Linked DNA regions of Homo sapiens: regions 1 and 2 are each linked to region 3. Evidence: chromatin contacts called from ENCODE Hi-C or POLR2A ChIA-PET data. All regions are on one chromosome and are shown on one strand. The core of a region is the stretch at or near the end of the contact, and the rest is flanking DNA. Distances in the headings are between cores, read along the strand shown.

What was found. Hi-C counts contacts between places; a loop is a spot of excess contacts on that map. ChIA-PET counts read pairs that join two places held with the same protein, here RNA polymerase II (POLR2A). Pooled maps may share reads with other maps.
Region 1: a pooled map shows a loop between it and region 3 (4-fold over the local background). The contact joins the promoter of MRPS9 here to the enhancer-like site in region 3. A Hi-C loop is called at or near these places in 2 of 168 maps with a recorded cell type or tissue (dorsolateral prefrontal cortex and posterior cingulate gyrus), 1 of 37 single-sample maps with no recorded cell type and 7 of 50 pooled maps. POLR2A ChIA-PET finds 5 or more read pairs at or near these places in 2 of 52 experiments (GM10248 and OCI-LY7).
Region 2: a map of head of caudate nucleus shows a loop between it and region 3 (4-fold over the local background). The contact joins the promoter of LINC01159 here to the enhancer-like site in region 3. A Hi-C loop is called at or near these places in 7 of 168 maps with a recorded cell type or tissue (DLD1, astrocyte of the cerebellum, dorsolateral prefrontal cortex and 3 more) and 6 of 50 pooled maps. POLR2A ChIA-PET finds 5 or more read pairs at or near these places in 2 of 52 experiments (H1 and OCI-LY7).

What each region holds. Positions count from the first base shown.
Region 1 is chr2:105,036,001-105,039,546 of GRCh38, forward strand. MRPS9 (mitochondrial ribosomal protein S9) reads left to right here and starts at 2,069. Exons shown (of 11, transcript NM_182640.3): 1 at 2,069-2,227. The coding sequence starts at 2,093. It overlaps MRPS9-AS2 (MRPS9 antisense RNA 2), which reads right to left and starts at 2,496. Exons shown (of 3, transcript NR_110603.1): 1 at 2,454-2,496. RefSeq lists enhancers at 1,476-1,685, 1,706-1,755, 1,806-1,855, 2,026-2,355, 2,109-3,051.
Region 2 is chr2:104,870,651-104,874,352 of GRCh38, forward strand. It overlaps LINC01159 (long intergenic non-protein coding RNA 1159), which reads right to left and starts at 1,945. Exons shown (of 2, transcript NR_110373.1): 1 at 1,596-1,945. It also overlaps a transcript of POU3F3 not described here. RefSeq lists an enhancer at 1,626-2,351 and a silencer at 2,657-2,766.
Region 3 is chr2:104,937,550-104,941,116 of GRCh38, forward strand. All of the region lies in intron 2 of MRPS9-AS2 (MRPS9 antisense RNA 2), which reads right to left. Among named protein-coding and RNA genes, the nearest start is that of DALIR, 32 kb to the left of the region's middle. Within about 2 kb of position 2,127, at least 3 of the 41 ENCODE cell types and tissues checked have a DNase peak (open chromatin) inside an H3K27ac peak, as active enhancers do.

The DNA.
Region 1 (3,546 bases), core at 819-3,318, 98 kb after region 3:
TGGCTCACGTCTGTAATCCTAGCACTTTGGGAGACCAAGGCGGGCAGATCACCTGAGGTCAGGAGTTCAAGACCAGCCTGGCCAACACGGCGAAACCCTGTCTCTACTAAAAACACAAAAATTAGCTGGGCATGGTGGTGGGCACCTATAATCCCAGCTACTCGGGAGGCTGAGGCAGGAGAATCGCTTGAACCCGGGAGGCAGAAGGTGCAGTGAGCCGAGATCACATCACTGCACTGCAGCCTGGACGACAAGAGCGAACTTCCATCTCAAAATAAATAAAATAAATAAATAAATAAAGTCTTGATTCCCAAATGCTAGTTTATCCATCCGTTGACAAAAAGAGTCGAACTCTGTAAAATATTTTGAAGAGATTTATTCTGAGACAAATATGAGTGATCATGGCCCATGACACAGTCCTCAGCAGGTCCTGAGAATTTGTGCCCAAGGTGGTCAGGGCGCAACTTGATTTTATACATTTTAGGGAGGCATGAGACATCAATCAAACACATTTAAGAAATACATTGGTTTGGTCCAGAAAGACCTGGGACTGATAGAAAGGGAATGTTCAGTTTAAGATAAAGATTGTGGAGACCAAAGTTCTCTGTAAGTCTTACAGTGGCTGCCCTTAGAGACAATGGATGACAAATGTTTCCTATTCAGATCTTAGTTAATCTCTTTAGGATTGGGAGGGTCTGGAAGAAAAAGATCTAGCTATGTTAATACAGATTCTTTACAGATGCATATCCCACCCCTCCAAGGACAGCTTTGCAGGGCCATTTCAAGATATGGCAAAGAAACATGTTTTGGGGTAAAATATTTTGATTTTCTTCCTTGTCTTGTAATGTTATGCCAGAGTCAGGTTGGAAAGTAAGTCACCATATATAGGGTTAAGTAAAACCCATCTAATAAGAATTTATGATTTGTAGGGCATGACTCCCCAAATCCTGTAGATAGGAATCTTGGGCAAGATAAAAAAATCAGAGTTTAGTCCTCCGACCTCTGCCAATTTCTCAAGATATCTTTTGCTAGTCTAAAAGCTAATAACAAAAAGAACAACAGGATGAGCATTTTATACAAGTAAATGTATTCCATTTAAAAGATTTTTCTTTATTGTGAAATTCTGCCATTCTACCTTTTTAATGCTAAAAAGTTCTGTTTCGTGAAATGATGGTGATAGTAGACGGCATTTATTTGCTTGACAACTTTGTATGATCTCAGATTTTCTGTGTGTTTTACTTTTACTGACCCTTCAAATCTAAGTGTGTGTAAACCCTTTTAAAGTGCGTTACTACATCATTTAGTATGTGTTTCGTAGAAAGCAACCTGGGAGTTAACTGCCAGGAGCACGCAAGTTTCAGAAAGCAAGACATACTCATCTCTATTCAACAATTAATCAGTTCTGATTGGGTTTCAAGTAAGGCTTAGTACCAACGCTTAGGGAGGGGCGTGCAAAAACGAGAAAGGTAGTGTTTGACCTTACCGGTTTAAGGTTTATCCTGTGCATTATACAGTTAAGAAACAACGCAGGAGAGTGCCAGGGAACCGAGAGGGGCTTGACAGTTGCTGCAGGAGAGTCTTGACTTGGAACCAGACGAACGTGGAAAGTTAGAGGAGGGGAAAACCCCTACTAGGATAAGGCAGACAGGAATCAAGGCTTGGAGCGCATCTGGGGCCCCGGCCGCCCTGCCCAGGTGGAGGAAGAGCCGGCTCGAGGTGCAGCAAGGGGGCTGGGAAGGAAGGGCTGGCTAAAGCGCCACGTGGATGTGAGTGCCAAAGAGACTAGGAGAGCGTGGAAGTGAGTCCCGAAGAGACTGAGTTCAGGACGTGAAGAGAAAGAGGCCGAGAAAAACGACCCACCAGCGATCCTTCTTGAGGTCGACACCGAGCAGGGGTGGAGTCGGATACGCCCCGCGGACACCATGCACCCAATCAGCGACGAGCTGTCGCGGATCGCGGGACACGCCCCCTGATCCAAAGGCCCGAGAAGCTCTTGCACAGGACAGCCTCTGGAACCCCGCGCCATTAGCGCCTGCGCCGTCTCTAGGCCCCGCCCCCTCACCCCTCCGGTCCTGGAGCTCCCACAGCTAACATGGCGGCGCCCTGTGTGTCCTACGGCGGAGCAGTTTCGTACCGGCTTCTTCTCTGGGGTAGGGGTAGCCTCGCCCGGAAGCAAGGCCTCTGGAAAACCGCGGCCCCTGAGTTGCAAACAAATGTCAGATCCCAGGTAAGGCCTGGGAAGACTGGAAGCGGCTTACCTCTGCCGCGCGAGGATGTGGAGCCAGCGCGGACACCTTCCCCCAGCGTCTCGCGTGCCTTCAGGCAGGGACTCTAGGATCTTAGGTATTTAGTGGAGGTCTGAGGTTGGGGGGGAGGAGGTGGGTATTGGCGTGCAGTAGCCGCTCTAGAGGTTGTTACTTGTTTTTTTGCGGGGTGCAGCGAGGGGAACTTACCTGAAGGTAGAAGTGGAGCGACCTCCTCCTTCATTTGGCTGCTGAGCTAAGTAAGGGTCGGTGCCTAGGTCTGTGTTGGGTCCAGTCCTACCCTGCCCTGCTGTCTAGGGAGGAGGAGGGCCGCGCCAGAGAAGAATGATGGGAATTGGATTCCTGCAGGTGCCTGGAAGACAATGGAGAAAGTCACGTTGTGTAGAGGACAGTGACTTTTTGAAAGTGCCTTCAATATGCGCAATTTCTGGCTTCTTAATTTTCCCGAATCCCCCTCTATGGAAAGATGCAGGCCAGAACTTGTACGTTTCGTTTAATCCAGGGAGAAGTGGGGAGTCAACAGCTGGATGGCTGATGATGCCAGTTTACTGACATGCGATCTCAGAGCAGGAAAAAGATTTGAGAGGGAAGAAACGAGTTTAGTATGGGATTATGTTTTTAGGCATCTGGGATTTCCAGTAGGTCTACGGATAGTCAAGTGTATAGCTCAGGAGGAGAACTGATTTCGAAATGCCCTGTTACCTTGTAAATGGTAACTGAGGCCTTGTAAACAAATTAAATTACCTAGGGAGAGTGTACTGAGGAGTAGGCAGAGGGACAGGGCCCTGAAGGACAAATAAGAAATAAGAGGCCTCAAGAGATTGAGAATGAGGGACCAAAGAAGCAGGAGAGAAACCAGCCAGTGTGGTGTCATGGAAAACAGGTGAATGTTTCAAGGAGGGAGAGTGATAACAAGTACCAATTATTGCAGGAAAGTCAAATACCATACTTTAAAAACTATATTTAAAAAAAAAAACATCTTTTTGTATGTTCTTTCCTTTATATTTTAATCTAGATCAACCAGTCCATTCTATCTATTCATGTGGACATTTGTTTTTTTTTTTTTTCTTACTGGAAAATGTGCTAGAAATTTTTATTTTTTCATGCATCTCTTTGAGTATATCTTTGCTACATACGCATGATTATGAGAGGGACTATATCATACAGAGTATTTTTATTGTTGACATTTAATGTATGTATTGGGGGATGGCTAACTTTCTGTCCCTCCTGGTATCTATTCTTCTATGTTTTTTCCATGTTCTTATAATCATGCATAAACATA
Region 2 (3,702 bases), core at 695-3,194, 67 kb before region 3:
CAGCTGCCTAGCCTGCCTGCTTCATGGTGACTAAAGAATCCCTACTAACTGCCCCCTCCTTTCTTCTCATGGACTGCAGCAGAAATTTATTCCCTTCCTCCCTCCAGGCCTCTTCCTCCTATCCCAGAATGAACAGGGACTTCCATTTGGGATAAGAAGGGGTGTCAATCAAGAGGCAAGGAGGGTTGGCAAATCATCTTCAGTAATAAATAAACCCAGCTACACAGTAGCCTTTACACCAATATACCGTTCTCAGTAACCTTTTCTTTTCAGTCACTTAGCTTATGACAAGCTAAAGGCATTTCAACCCATGAGCAAAAAGAAAATTCAAAACATAGGCCCAATTCCTTCTTTCTCTTTGCTGCCTGGGTTCCCCATTCTTCATTTCCTCACCTTCCAAACATCCCAATAGCCATTACCCCATCTGAAGAATTAAAACACTTGTTCCTTAAAATCGTCTAGGGTCTGCCGGATTATCAGAGTAATTGAAGACAGAAAGCACCCCTGCTCCATCCCAATTCTGCATCCAAACCAAGTACCATATATTGTGTAACCACCATCATCAGTTACACTTTGCGTAACTTGGCAGAGCCAGAAAGGAAGACTCCATTATTTACCAGCAGTAGCAATAAACTTTCTGAGAAAAATAAGTTCAACATTGACCATGAATACCTACTGGAGAACTCTTTGAAAACATTACCTGTTTTTTTTTAACCTCCTATTTTGGGGAAGGAGTGCGGTAAAAATATTAGGTAGCAGAATTTTAAAACAGCTTGATTACCTCATTTGGGTTTGGAGTCCTCAACTCCAGTCATTAGTAATAAAGTCATTAATAGTCATAATTGGTATTTAATTGCTTGATCTGATTGGTGCTTTATTCCTGATTCCATTTAGTTTCATGGAGAGGTACAGGTGGTGCAGTCAGTAAACGGAAGCCAGCCATTTGCAGGCAACTTTTCAAGCATAAGGGAAAGTACTTTTGTTATATTTGCAGACATGTGTCTCACACATTTCCCCCCTGCTTTTGGTAAACTATCTAAGAATAAACATTACAGATCTGGGCTTTAATTTCTCCAGATGGGATCATAAAGTACCTAGGAGGTGTGTGTGTATATATATGTGATATAGAATTGAGGTCACATGGCTGCTGTTCACACTGCAAGTCAAAAAGAAACTCAATGCTCAATGCGAACGCAGAAAGAACTCAACAACTGAACCGCCAGTGGAATCCAGTATCTGGGCAAGTTCACTTTATTCCTTCGCAGGAAGAGGGTCAGCGACGGCCAGCGAAAGTTTCCCCCGCTCTTTGAAGAGGGAGGTGACAAGACCTGCCAGACCTTCCCACGCGCGGGCCGCCTGGGTTCTGGGGCTTTCGTGACGTCTTCCCTCATCGCGCTCCCCACCCCCGAACACACACACACAGACACACACACACACACACTCTTCCTTGCTCGGGAAACTTGGCTTCAACCTGGCTCCCCCTTTCAAAACCCCCTGGAGAACTTCCCCTGCAGGGATGCCCTGCGCCCGCCGGCTGCGCCCTCCCTCTCCTCAGCCCTGCTCCTCCTGTCCGCTCCCCGGCGTTCTGGACTCACCCGGCACGGTCCTTCCATTCCACATACAGACAGGAAACCGGCCTCTTCGGGACAACATTTGAAACCACATTTTATCAACATCATCAAAGACCAGAGCACACACTTCGGGCTCTGAGCTCTGGAGCCCGCTTCTTGCAGAAAACCGGGTATGGGGGAAGGGCTGCAGGGGCGAGAAATCCTGCTTCCAACTGCGATTTCAGCTTTCTTATGGAAATGAACGCGACGGCCCGTTCGCCCCGAGCCTCCCTCCCGTTCCCAGCCCCTCTTCAGCTTACCCTTTCCTCCCGCTAACCCCCGCCCTCCCGGTCCCCGAGTTCCCGCGGCGGCCAGGCTGGTGGGGACGCACTCGCTCTGCGCCCGGGTCTCGGCGCGCGCGGAAACCCAGGCCGCGGGCTCCCCTCCGCCCCGCCGGCCCGCGTGCAGCATTAAATATTCATAGGGATGCTACTTTCTTAAAGGAGAACCTACCGCGCGGGAAAGTTCACAGCCAAGGAGAGGCACAAAAGAAGGTCTCCGCGCTGGTTCTCAAGGGCGAGGAGACGCATCCCTTCTTGACAGTGCGCCTCCAGACTGGCATTAAGGAGAGGACTAGGGAATGGGATCACCTATCGTCAAGTCACTTATTTTAGAGGGGTTTGGAGAAGAGGTGAACTTGGTGGTGGAGAGAAAGCGCGCTCCCTAATCACCTGTTAAACAGTTATTTTAAAATTAGCTGTCGCATCTGACGCCCTAGGGTCCCCAAGGGCCTTTTCATAAGGGAGTCTGTTTAACTTCACTGGCTTTGGGAGCGAGAAAGTTTGCCCTTTGTTTCTGGAAACACGCCCACGCAGTACGCTTAGGTAACCTTACACTGAACAATTTCCTTGGAGCGGCTAAAACCGCAACAACCAAACTTGCACCTGCGCCATTCTCTTAAAAACAGGGCAGCGGCTGTGAGCGCTGGGCCGGTAAGTAAGGGCAGAGAAAGGGGCTGTCGTGTGCGTCCCAGCTCTCCGACCCGCACGTCCGGGACCCCTTTCCGCCCGCGCACCGCGGTCACTTGCAGCCGGCGCTGGCTGCTTGAGCCCGCGGCCGGGTCGCCCGGCTTCTCTCCGGGAGAGTGGCCAGGGCCTAGGCGCTCGCTCAAGAGGGAGAGCGAAGGGAAAAGAAGAAAGTTCTCCGCCGGCCGCGCGCAGCTCCTCCCGTGAGCGCGCCCCAGCCCTGGGCCGGCCCGACCCGACCCGCGACGGGGCCACGCGTAGTGCCAGGCAACTCCTGTGCCCTGTGGCCAGCCCCGCGCGCGCACTCGCACTCACACACACTCATACTCACACCCCACGGTTCTTTTTGTTCCGGGCCAGGAGCACTTTCACAAGTGGTTAGAAAGTCTTGGGCGCCATCTAACGGGAGCAGCAAAAAGTTGACGCTGGGTGGAGGTTAGGCCCGACAGGAGCCCAGGATGGGCGGAGGAGATCCTCTCTCCCACTCTCTGCACTCCTGGGTCTTGACCCCCTGCTTCCCAATTACCACCACCAAAAACATACACACACACTCGAGAACTGAGGGGCCTCCGGAAACCTCCTTGCCCAGGGCCTGAGGGCAGCCCTGACTGCCCGCTCGGGGACCCTCCCCTGAGCCCCAGCCTTGCATGCCTTCGGGCGTTCCCTAAGGCGCACAGAAGAGGAAGGATCGTTTTGCGCCTGTCTTAATACGGACCCGGTGTCATGCAAGCTCTCGCTGGTTTTCCTTTGGCCTGTGATGGAAAGTCCGAAGAGGCCCGAGGCAGGCGCACCTGCTTCTGGAAAGGAACAGCCACGCAATTAAGGAGTCTGCAGCCAGAGGGGCTTTTAGAGGAGAGAGAGGGAGTTCAAAGAGGATAATGGCAAGGAAGCAATTGAGGACTTGGTCCAGCAGTGGCCCCAGGAGAGCTGAAACCTGCGGGTCTCCTGGGAGGAAGGGGTAGTGTCCTGAAGAACTGTCCTGGGGATTGGGAGCTGCTGTTTGGAGGACCATGACCAGTGGTGAAGCCCAGGAGAGACCTCTGGAGAGGACAAAGGAAGTTGGACACAGGACAAAGGCACCGGAGGGACTCACCCATCCAGAGGGACTGGAGCTTGAGGAGGCGCAG
Region 3 (3,567 bases), core at 877-3,376:
CTTTTGCTCAAAGATTAGAAATCTTATCATGTGATTTTAAAACCAGTGCAGAATATGTTTTCTGGAAAGAAAGTGGGACATAAAGAGCAGATAGAAATTGTACAAAAGTTGTGCATTTAATAAGTATATTTTCCAAATATTAGTTGATGAGGAATATATCATTTTCAATTTGGGTTTTAAATTATTTACTGTGGTTAGAAGTGCAATGTGGCCATAATAGAATCCTAAAGAATATGACCAAACTTGACATCCTGAGAGTGGAAGCCCCATGACAATCTCAACACCAAGGTCAGAGGATGATTTATTGAGAAAGGATCAGTCCCTGGAAAAGGTGACAATTCAGAAAAAAATAGAGGTGCTTGAAATTTTGAGCTTAAATTCCTAGAAGTGTGAATTTATCTGGTTTCTTCTAACTAATCTTTTTCAATAAGCCAGTGGACCACAGTTTTTTGCTTATTGTAAGTACATTTATTTGTTTATTATAATTAAATCTATTGACTGATGGAAATTACACAGTGAAGACATATATTATATGTATGATTAAAATGTTTAATATTTTTTAAAGTTAAGAATTGTCAGCAAGAATATATTTTTTTAAATTCCTGAATGGAAAATAAGTCCAAAAAATAGTATTTGGACTGAAGGCTCACAGAATATCTCTCATTTTTAAAAGTTCTAAGGATGTATCTGTTGCAAGGTTTCCCAGCACATTCTTAGGGGTGACATGACTGTACGGTGTTTCGGTTCTGAGCTGTTCTCACATGCACACTTCATCACAAGCCAACTGGGAGGGGTGCGGGAGGGTTGTGTGCGTTGGGCTTACTTTTTTTTGCCCTGTTCCAAATTTATATGCATGAATCTAAATTTTTAACCAAATCTTTGTTCTCTTTCCTCTTGAGGCTGCTTCACACTCCTGCCTACGCACCCAGCTGCACCCAGATAGCTCTTCCTCCCTCCCCACCCTGACAGCCTGCACCGCTGCTCAGCTACAGGGTGAGACTTAATGGAGCTGAGCAGAGCATTTCCTAGCGAGCTTCCTGCAGAGCAGTCAGCCAAGACTGGGAAAGGCCCACCACCAAACACCAGGAGCCAGGGGAAAATCAGAGGGCCAGCCCGCTGCAGGGGCAGCCTCCAGAAAGCGTCTTGCTGTCATTTAAGGGTATTAGTTTGATACCTTTAGGAAGGCTTTGGGTTTCTCTAAAACATGGCCACTGTCTCATTCATATAGCTCTGTGAGGATGCCTATATTCAGTATCTGGGCTAAGCTGACCCACCAACTCCATTGAGTTGCGAATTTCTAGCATGAATGCCTAGCCTCAGAAAAGTAAGAAATTCTGCTGTGTGTCTTCATATGTATTTTTATTTTTACTTTATTACTACTGTTATTATTTTTAGAGACAGTGCCTTGTTCTGTTGCCCCAGCTGGAGTCCTGTGGCAATATCCTAGCTCACTGCAGCCTCAAACTCCTGGGCTCAGGTGATTCTCCCGCCTCAGCCTCCTGAGTAGCTAGGACTACAGGTGTACCACCGTGCCTGGCTGATTTTTCATTATTTTAGAGATAGGGATCTCATTACGTTGGCTAGGCTGGACTCAAACGCCTGGTCCCAAGCGGTCCTCCTGCCTTGGCCTCCAAAAGTGCTGGGGCTACAGGCATGAGCCACTGCACCCACCCTCCCTGAGTATATTTTTAAATACAGGGTTTCATATCTTCAACATAGCCCCTAAATTAAAGCAATGATTATAACAATCGCACAGCAACTAAAGCCAGTGTTCTGATGGTTTTATTTGAAAAGCACCATTCTCTACAAATGGAAGCTGATCAATAAAAAATATACATATATTTGAGAGAAAAGCCCACCCTGTCCTCAGGAAAAGCAACCCGTAGAGAGTGGGCAATTTCAGATTGATTTATGAACTGGGAAAGTATTTCTGATTTTGTTTTAATTTTTTCTTTGGCCAAACTGGTCAGGAGGTGATGAAGACTGACTTCCCAGCCCTTTGCTGCCAAATCTTAACTGCCTGAAAACTTACAGAAATGCTTGATTAAAACTAGAATAAAAATCTCCAGTTGCCTTCAGCAAACCACAGCACAAGGGTGGGAAAACCAGTGCCAGGTTGCAGTTTAAGTATAGTCACTTGGCGCCTGCTGAAAGTACTGCTCCCTTCCTGTTTAATAATTAATTCAACTTTAAAGCCCCAAGGATCTGGACTCAGCACCAGTTTCACAAAGCAGTACAGAAACAAAATGCTTCCAGAACTGGAGGGGGGGATAGAGGAAGAAAGAATCTAACATTTCAAGAAACATCACCACATGGGGCCGGCAAGCAGGGGGTGGGGTTTGGAGGTGGAAAGATCCAGGGTGGAGAAATTCAAAATAAAATAAATACACACAAAAGCAAGGTTATTCACGGCCACTGGCACTAGGACTGGGAGCGGCATGGCGAGCCGGAAGTCATCCATTTGGGAGGCAGGCTGGTGCCTGCAGGCTAGTGGGGCCGAGAGGGTAATGGGCTCAGTCTCTGGAAAAGGAGACCCAGCCTTGCTCTTCAGCAGTGGCCTCTGCTCATTAGTCAGAGCATCGTGCTGGAAAAGGCATCCAAGGTGGGCAGTCATCCTTGCTTTCGCGCTCCTCTCCCTCCACCCCACCCCACCCGCACAATTCACCCTCCAGGGGAAGGGCCGGAGAATGCCCGATGTGAGGGCGAAAAACAAGCAAGTTCCCAGGCTTAAATATTCAGTTACAGAAGTTAACACCCAACATAGCAGCAGATAACTGCAAAAATGTGTCCCCGCATCCAGTGGGGCACCTGCACTGTGCTTTGTGGTTTTTCTAAGTCGTTTGCTTTCTCTAAGCTGGTGAGTCCAGCCAGAAAGGTGATGCACTGCAGATGCTGAAAACAGGCAGAAGCTGCTTAAAAGCTTATCAAATCTCGTATCGCACACAAGATAGGAGGGGGAATGTGTCCAGAACGACTGCAGCAGGCCCACCTCCAACCTCACAATTCAATATGAAACCACATGGACTATTCTTCTGTACTCCAGGAAACCTAAGTATCCCAAAGCATTGCCAAGAGATGGTCTCACCAGAAATGAACAGATTAATTAAACAAAACGAAGGCCCGAGTGGCCAAGGGAAAGAGGAAAGCTATTTAACCCAAATTGTATTTACTTTTTGCTTATTTTTATTATTATAAAGAGTCATGGGATAGAACACTCACACATATCCCCTGAGATTCCAGTTGGGTATTTTGAAATCGACATTCACATAATTAACTGGTTGAGTTGGACAAATAATGACCTGAATATTTTCCGTAATCCTTAAAAATGGATGTTTTTATTACTCTGCAATTGTTAAAACTATATGAATTTTCTTTATATTTTACTTCATACATACATTAGTTATAAAACATTTAAAGTACATTTACTTTGTATGTTTCCCTCCACTGCAGATTGATGGTGTTGCCTTAAAACTGTAACAGCTGTATTTTAAAAATAGGATTTTGTATTCCTCTTGACTGAGTTCTTAAAACTATGCCAAATTCAAGTTTGAAACTAGTTTCCAGTTA